Regions from separate parts of the Homo sapiens genome. Here region 2 is linked to region 1. Evidence: chromatin loops called from intact Hi-C (ENCODE). Cell type or tissue: PC-9. All regions are shown on one strand. Each heading gives the region's core, and the rest is flanking DNA. Links, peaks and the distances in the headings are about the cores only. Region 1 has its middle 78 kb from the start of NEURL3. Region 2 has its middle 19 kb from the start of NEURL3.

What was found. Hi-C counts contacts between places; a loop is a spot of excess contacts. Peaks named below come from ENCODE experiments on the same cell type or tissue, not always from the same donor. Only the 100,000 strongest peaks of a DNase experiment are listed, where the experiment ranks them.
Region 2: it touches region 1 in a loop (6-fold over the local background); 3 of 110 quality-filtered maps call a loop at or near these places.

Annotation. Positions count from the first base shown.
Region 1 is chr2:96,425,606-96,429,997 of GRCh38, reverse strand. No RefSeq gene overlaps it. Among named protein-coding and RNA genes, the nearest start is that of NEURL3, 78 kb to the left of the region's middle. RefSeq lists an enhancer at 1,343-2,542. In PC-9, for the core only: no CTCF peak of the experiment used is centred there; a DNase peak (open chromatin) is centred at 1,867; H3K27ac peaks cover 2,433 bases.
Region 2 is chr2:96,484,118-96,488,509 of GRCh38, reverse strand. No RefSeq gene overlaps it. Among named protein-coding and RNA genes, the nearest start is that of NEURL3, 19 kb to the left of the region's middle. RefSeq lists enhancers at 2,061-2,710, 2,396-3,088. In PC-9, for the core only: no CTCF peak of the experiment used is centred there; a DNase peak (open chromatin) is centred at 2,299; H3K4me3 peaks cover 831 bases; H3K27ac peaks cover 700 bases.

The sequences.
Region 1 (4,392 bases), core at 143-4,142:
GCAGCTTGTGTGATGGCAGTGTCAACTCCAGATGGCCCACTGCTGCCATCATTAATACCTTAAGAAAATTTTGTTTCAATGTAGGGAACCAATGTTAGAACAACTATAACTTTTAAATAGCTTTTGGATTAGACAACAATTATTTTCCTTTAGTTAAGAAGTTAAGGTTTGTACTGCACATTGCTGTGTGAGTTCTGTGAAGGGGGAGCAAATGAGGAGGTGATCTACACACTGTAGAAGTTAGTCCCCCTTAGAGATTGCTTGGTTAGATTTCTTGCTAGGGTTTGTCTGAATAAGTGTGGGCTATTTTTAACCCTGGAGGTAAGACTATCTAGGTGAAGGTTATTGGTTAAAGATTTAGCTGGCATTCCTGGGAGAAATAGGGCTATTAGAGGGAAAGATGAATTCAGAAGTTGGGTAAATATTAAGCAGGCACCCATTTTGGAAAGTATATTTTTGTCCCAAAGGAGTTTGGGTTATTTAGATACTATAGGGACTGTTGGGAGAAAGGTCGTTGGTTCCTTAAGTAATATAAAGGGGTGTGAATTTTTTGGGGGAGGGAGCAGGTGCTGCTTGCCCTCATTACCTGACAGAATTTGGAGGAGAGTTGTTCAGGGAAGATTAGTACAGAGTAAGTAGCTTTTGAACTTAAAAGGGAAATTTATAATTTCACTTGCCACCTTCAGAGTTGCCCTTGGTTTTGTTGTGTTGATGGTGGTGTCTGATTTGGAAGCAGCTGGAGCAGAGAGCCCCTTCAGTTCAAGGCCACCAAGGGTTGGAATTCCATCCTGGAGGCACTTCAGCCCTCAAGGAAGCTTCATTTCCAGTGGCTGAGCTTGTGGCAGAGCCATGTAGAGCTTTTTCCCATTTATCCCATTGGGGTAGTTTGCCTTCCAGTGGCCTGGCAACTACCTGGAGAAGTTTCCTTAGAGCTATGGGGAGGGGCTGGGGCTTGTACAGCAGCCAACAGTTGAGCTTGCCTTTTGTCCCTGTATTTTTCTTTCTCCTTAGCCCTGTCCTCCTTATTCTGCTCTTGGTTACAAAAGACTGAGGAGACTAATTTGAGGATTTTCTGCAGAGGGGCCATGCTTTATTTCACAAGAAAATTAGACCTTCCTTTTTGAGGGTTTGGGGGTTGAATTTGTCCCAGTGCTTTGGAATGCAGCCTAGAAGTGAGTTTGAAGGAATAGATGGGTCCGACGGAAGGACTGGAAAATGAGCCACTCAGGGCTAACATCTCCTGGGGACATGAACCACACATTCTCTTGGGGCATCCCACTGAGGAAAAGGGTTTCACTCATGTCTGCTTAGGGACTTGGGTGCATTTTCTTTTTTTCTTTCTTTTTTTTTTTTGAGATGGAGTCTCGCCTTGTCACCCAGGCTGGAGTGCAATGGGGGGATCTCAGCTCACTGCAACCTCTACCTCCTGGGTTCAAGTGATTCTCCTGCCTCAGCCTCCCCAGTAGCTAGAGTTACAGGCATACGCCACCGCGCTCAGCTAATTTTTTGTATCTTTAGTAGAGATGGGGTTTCACCATGTTGGTCAGACTGGACTTGAACTCCTGACATCGTGATCTGCTTGCCTCGGCCTCCCAAAATGCTGAGATTACAGGTGTGAGCCACCTCGCCTGGCCTCAGGTGCACTTTCTAAAGGGGTGTCCCACCCATTAGAAAAGACCTCTTCATGCTGGTGCCTTATGCCAGATGGCCAGTCCAGGTATGCTGTTATGCTGGGTGATTAACCCAGGTATGAGGAAAAAGGGTAAAGGAACAACTTGGCTTGGTGCCAGTCCAGGAGAGGGGGTGGGTAAAGAAAGATGTACCATTCTGAGGCTGTCTGGGATCACCTGATTTAGCAACATCCAGAGCAAGATGACTGGGTGACTCCACAGGAGAATTTAGAGTGAGAAAGAGAGGATATGAGTCACCCAAAATGTGTGTGAAGTCACTCTGAATGAGCTACCGCTGCCAGTCATGTCATACATAGGGATTAGGGACCTTTGGCCAGAAAAGAGAGAAGAGGGAATTTTCCTCCATCACAGGCAAGGCAGCCAACCCTGTTCACCCTTTGGCCTTTAGGCAACACTGAGTAGCAGCCCCAGCTGGTTGCTGTTAGTTGCTAGAGGGATACTAGCAGCCGGCTGCTGGAAGACTGAAAAGAGAAAATAAACTTAGGTCCCTCACCTGATGGGTGGTGGCAGTTAGACACTTTCATATGGACACCTTTCAGTCCCACCAGAGTGTAACTTCGGCCAGAGACCTTCAGTTGTCTCCATGCTTAGACGCTGTCCACCGAGGGCCCTGGGTTGGGAAAGAGAGAGGGGAGAGGGTTTCCTGTAAGAAGAGAGAGTCTTCATATGGGCCACCCAAATGTCATGGATAGCAACTAGCTGGGGCTGGTGGTGTGGGTGGTAAAAGAATTTACCAAGACAATTGTCGGTACAGAAAGGCAAATTTTTTAGCGAAAATAGGAAAATACATTGCAAGAAAGCAACAGGCAGATCAGCAAGAGAGGAGCTGACTGCTGGGGATTTAATAGGATGGTGCTTGTGATGGAGAGGGCTGCGTGCAATACTGATAATACCAAGGTTGCAGTGAGCTAGCTTGCATTTTTCTGTCAGGCAAGGGTCTGGTGATAGCTGGGCACAGGCAGATTGTGAGTTATTTGTACAGGAGGACTGTGTGTCCTGGACCATGAAGAAGGACAGACGCATGGCTTATCTGCCTTTTCTTTTTGCTTTCTCCTGCTCCCACCAGCCTGATTCTTTTTCCCTTATTAGGACCCCACAGCTTATTCATGTCCCTAAATATAACACAGGAAAGGATAAGCATCCCTTCTTATGTGACAACATCTTTTCATGCATTAAACATATCAAATACACCAATTTATTTTTATATTTTCTCTTTTTACAAGATTAAAGAACCAATCCTTGAAGATTTTCAAGAAGCCCTCTGGGAAATCTCAAAGTCAGTTTGAGAACAAGATTTCATTTAGGATTTGATTTTTGGGAAGGCAAAATTGTCACACACACACACAAAAAAAACTTCAGCTCTTTTAAAAGTGACAAGTGTTGGTACTCTTAAATAATCAAGGACATGACAAAGATTAACATAAAGCACAGGAGATTCTTCTGAGAATATGTAAAATCTTGCTTTCCTAGACAGATTATTTAAAAGGTGAAGAAAAACCTTTTACAACCTCTTTCTAAGAAAACTTTGTTGTTTTAACAGAGAGAAAAACCAAATTTTAGTTTTGCACCAACGTACTTCTGATATTAGGGCTTAAAAAAACATAAATAAATCCATTCAAATCTTAGCCAGCTTGACCATACATAAAATTCCTTTTCCAAGATTCCTTTTCCACAACGCTTCTACATCCATTCAGGTCCCCTCACCTCCTGCCCCACATTTTCCTTTCTCATTCTGGAACAACTAGATGTTCTATTAATACATTAAAATAAAATTACCCTCTTTCTCTTAACAAAAAAACATACCTTCATCTTACTTTCTTTGCATACATACACATCCGATTTTCCTTGCATACTTTTCATATGCAGTTGTTTTCCTCCAGCTTTATTATTTTTAATAGTTTTAATTACATATATTAATTATAATTTTAACTATTAGTAACCTTTCTTTTACAGAGAAAACTAGGAAGCATACAATTGTGAACTGTCATCACATACCAGTATTCTATAGCAGATTAGCAAAATACTATACAAATACTAACAAGTGTTTTATGAATATACTATCTGACAATTTCTAGAGACATATACTGTTTCTTTATAGTAAAATTTTTCAATATGACAAAAAGAATGTTTACTAACAGATCCAAATGTATTTTATCTACCTATACCATGTAAAAAGAAAAACTCCAAAGTATATAAATTTAAACTTAATCTTAATGATATGATTTGGCTCTGTGTCCCCACCCAAATCTCATCTCAAATAGTAATCCCCACGTGTCGAGGGAGGGAGGTGATAGGATCATGGGGGTGATTTCCCCCATGCTGTTCTCATGATACTGAGTGAGTTATCATGAGATCTGATGGTTTTATAAGTGTTTGGAAGTTCCTCTTTCCCTCTTCTCCCTCCTGCCGCCTTGTGAAGAAGGTGCCTGCTTCCTTTTCCACCGTGATTTTAAGTTTCTTGAAGCTTCCCCAGCCATGTGGAACTCTGAGTCAATTAAACTTCTTTCCTTTATAAATTACCTAGTCTCAGGGAAGTTCTTTATAGCAGTGTGAAAATGGACTAATACACTTAGCCATGAATGTTTTGGTAGTTTATTGTACTTAGAAACAATGTAGACATTTAATGGATTTCTGTTACTTAATTTAACTTAGCATAACTCCAAGGTTGCAAGTTACCAAAAAGATTTTGAAAATTGTTTTC
Region 2 (4,392 bases), core at 86-4,085, 59 kb before region 1:
CCAATCACTTATGGGGTCAATAAACATGAGAATAAACTTTGCAAGAGCCTGGGAAGTGCAAATTAAGACAGCAGCAAGACACCAACAAAATAGAACTTGGTTGGATGGTGAAATGGTGAAAGGGTACAACATTTCAGTTAGAAAACTTTTACACTGCCGGGCAAGGTGGCACAGGCCTGTAATCCCAGCACTTTGGGAGGCTGAGACAGGAGGATCACTTAAGCCCAGGAGTTCAAGTCCAATCTGGGCAACATAGGGGGACCTTATCTCTACAAAAAAATTAAAAAATTGGCCAGGTGTGGTGGCCTGTGCCTGTGGTCCCAGCTACTTGGGAGGCTGAGGTGGGAGGATTGCCTGAGCCCAGGAGATTGAGGCTGCAGAGAGCTATGATCATGCCACTGCACTCCAGCCTGGATGGCAGAGTGAGACCCTGTTCAAAACAAAATCAAAAACAAACAAAAAAGAAATCAATTACACAAAAACATTGGAGGCATTATCTACTAAAATTTAAACTATTCATACACTATCGCCCACCAGTGTCTACTCCAGAAAGTCACTCACTGCTTGCAAGAATGACCTGGCAGCAATTCTCATGACAGGAAAGCACTTGGAAACAAACTTTATATATTTACCAATAGGAAAGTGGTTATATCAACCATGGTTTATCCATATTATAGAACATTGTGCTGTGGTTCCAAGGAATAAGTTTTTATTTTTTGATTTTTTTACTTTATTTTGTTTGGAACTAGGGTCTCACTCTGTCACCCAGACTGGAGTGCAGTGGCGTGATTATAGCTCACTACAGCCTCCGCCTCCTGGGCTCATGCAATCCTCCCACCTCAGCCTCCCAAGTAGCTGGGACAACAGGTGGGCACCACCACATCTGGCTAATTTTTTAAATTTTTTGTAGAGACAGGATCTTGCTGTGTTGCTCAGGCTGGTCCTGAACTCCTTGGGCTCAAGCAATCCTCCTACTTCAGCCTCCCAAAGGTTGGGATGACAGGTGTGAGCCACTGCATCCAGCCCAAGGAATACGTTTTCATTATGTTTCTGACATACAGGATGTAGCATACAGTAAATGTCATGAATATAAAAATGCATAAAATAATGTGTGTGTGTGTTGGTATATGAATGGCAAAGGGTCCAGGAGGGTAAGAGAAGTGACCCTGGGAAAGGACTGGGATGGGGATGTGATTGGGAGGACTTGAACATTTCACTGGCATGTGGGGACTTTTTTTTTTTTTTTTTTAACAATGAGAATGAGCTTACATATTGGTTAAAAAGCCAAAAACAGTTGCTTTGGGAAACAGTGGTGGCTCCTCAAAAACTTAAACACAGAAGGACTGTATGAGCCAGCGATTCCACTCCTACATATATACCCAAGGGAATTGGAAACACTTCCACACACAATTTGTACACAAATGTTGATGGAAGAATTATTCATAATGGCCCCAAGGTAGAAATGAATATTATTTGATCCTTAAAAAGGAATGAAATACTGATTCAGGCTACATCATGATGAGCCTTGAAAATGTTATGCTAAGAGAAGGAAACTAGTCACCAAAGGCCATATATGCACGATTCCATCCATATGAAATGTCTACAATAGGCAAATCCAGAAACAGAAAGTAGATTAGTGGGTTTCAGAGGCTGGGGAGAGGCAGAAATGAGGAGTGACAACTAAAGGGTACGGAGTTTCTTTTTAGGGTGAGGAAAATATCCTGAAATTAATTATGCTGATAGTTGCACAACTTTGTGAATAGAATACTAAAAACCATTGAACTGTGCATTTAAAAAAGACGAATATTATGATAATGTGAGTTACATCTCAATTAAAAAGTTATCCAAAACAAAACCTCTCCAAAATAGACAAAGAAGCGCTAGTGGGGAAAAAAGAGGAAGACGATATTAGCCCTGGCAGCAGGAACAGCTGAAGAGGAGATGCCTTTTGAGCTGGTCCTACAGGGAGAGTTTGGAAGGCAGAGGGGAATGGATGCCGGTCTTCCAGACAGCAGGCGCGGCACATGCAGAGATGGCAAAGGCAAGGTGTGCTGGGGGAGCTACGAGGAGGTGAGGAGGTCGGATTGGCCCAAGCAAAAGCGGGGGGGAGAGGCGAGAGGGAAGCGAGATGGGCCTGCCCTAGGAGCGCTCTACCGGCTGCGTGAGTGGCGGTGCCCGTGCCATCCCTGGGGCTGCAGGAGGTCTGATCTGCCAGGGCCTCGGCCAGCCAGCAACTCACAGTGCTTGTAAGGCAGGCTGGGAGAGAGGCAGGCTGCGGCTAAGTTTCGCTTTCCTAGAAGCCTGAGATCACAGGTTCCCTTGACGTGAGGTCACTGGAGTAAAACAATGGAGGAAGCGTGTAATGAATCATTATCACAGGGGCAGAATACACGCAGTAAAAAGAAAGTAGAACTGCAACCAGGGATCTTTAGCGTCCTGTAAGCGGAGGCCTGCCCGGGCTGGCTCCAGGGACCTGCTACGGGGCTTTCCTGCAGATATGGGAAAATTCCCTCGTCCAGACTTTCACATCAGGCTTTCTGTTAGATCAATTGGAGAGGGAAGGGGGAGACCGGGTCCACCATGTCACCTGCCCCTGGCGCCCATCGCACACAGGGCCCCAGCGTGCTGTCCTCATGAGGCCTCGCCAGCATTACTCCCTGATGGCACTCCTCTCGCAACCCCCACCCCCACCCCTGCACTGCACGCCCTGACCCCCCTGCTGATCAACTGTTGAAGAAATTCCACTTGGAAGAAGTCTACAGTGGGGACTGGGGGTCCCGCGTGTGGGGGATGACTCCTAAGCCTGGAGGCAGAGGGAAGAGAACCGCGCACGGTCCCTTCCTCCACAGACCTGCACAGCAGATTAGCCTCTGCTGCCAGCTGCCCTGCTCCCCAGTCCCTTCCTTTGAAGGAATGGGTGGTAGGATCTCCACAGGAATCTAGAGGTGGTGCCTCTGTGGTTTTCTGGCGCAGCCAGCTTGTTTCTCTCAGATCTGTGTGAAGTGCGAGGGGCACAGCAGGGGGTGACATTCTCATTTTATAGCCAGGAAACTGAGGCGCAGAGGCTTTGTGTGACTTGCCTGCAGCCACACAGCAGCCCATGGTATGGTTGGGACCAGATCTGGAATCGCTGAATCCCAGCCAAGACTCCCTTCTGCCTCAAGCTGAGCCATTTATGGCTTGACATGGAGGCGGATCACCTGAACAGTCCCCATTCCCCACAAAGTTCTCAACAAAAAAAGGGCCAACTTGGACACAGTGATTGAGATGGAGACTGACCACGAGAGGAGGGCACTTCCTAATCCCCGTTTCTGGCCCTAAACATCTTCCTGGCTTTCTGTTCAGGACCCCTCCTGACTCCCTCAAATGCTCTTGGATTCCGCTGACTTAAAGGATCAAATACATTTTGGCTCCTTGCCTGTCTCCCCCCAGGAGTATGTGCAGTCCTGGGGCTGACAGGGACTTGGAAGGAGAAGCCCAAGTGTCTTATTCCTTTTTTTGTTTGTTTGTTTGTTTTTTACTGTTAGAACACCACAGACTGGGCAATTTATAAAGAAAAGGGTTTATTTGGTTCATAGCTCTGGGAAGTCCAAGGGCATGGCTCTGGCATCTAGCGAGGGCCTTCATATTGAGTTATCCCAAGGTGGAAGGTGGAGGGTAGGAGGGAAGATGGGGACTGAACTTCACCCTTTTATCAGGAACCCATTCCCTCAGTGACTAGCTCACTCCTGCAATAACAATATTGTTTCACTCATGAGGGCAGAGGCTTCATGGCCTAATCACCCATCTCTTAAGGTCTTCACAATGGTAATTAAATTTCAACATGAGTTTTGGAGGGGACATTCAACCACAGCACCAAGTATTATATTGGAGGGAATAGACTGCCTGTCCTTTCCCTAAATTGAGACTAAGAGGATATGACCATTGGCTAAAATGGGGGGAGGCAGGCCCTTGGGTTACCCTAAGGTAGAACCCTTTTAAAATATTTGTGAGGAGAGAGGGTCCCATACCTGTGTAGCAAATGTGTGTTCTCCCAGTCACAAGGAGATGTCAGGAAGTGTGTGTCCTCTTGGGGGATAGACTGGGGGCTGGCCTCTGAGAGGCCCAAGGCTGGCTTTTTCACCCCCAGTGAATGTATGAGGCCCAGAAATTCGATGCTGTCAGCACGCAGTGGGAGCAGCTGTCACCCCTACTCCTTGGGGTAAAGCCGAGAGAAGTGTGAAACAGCCCACATGCCCATGGCAGCTGTAGAAAGGCCCTGCTCAGACTCCTGCTGTGAGGAGCACAGTTGACAGACCCAGCCTGTCGTGAGCTTCCCTCCGCCTCATCCTTCCTGACGCCATGCTTCTCCAATCTTTGATGTGGGAGCACCAGATAGAAGTACAGGGAGGC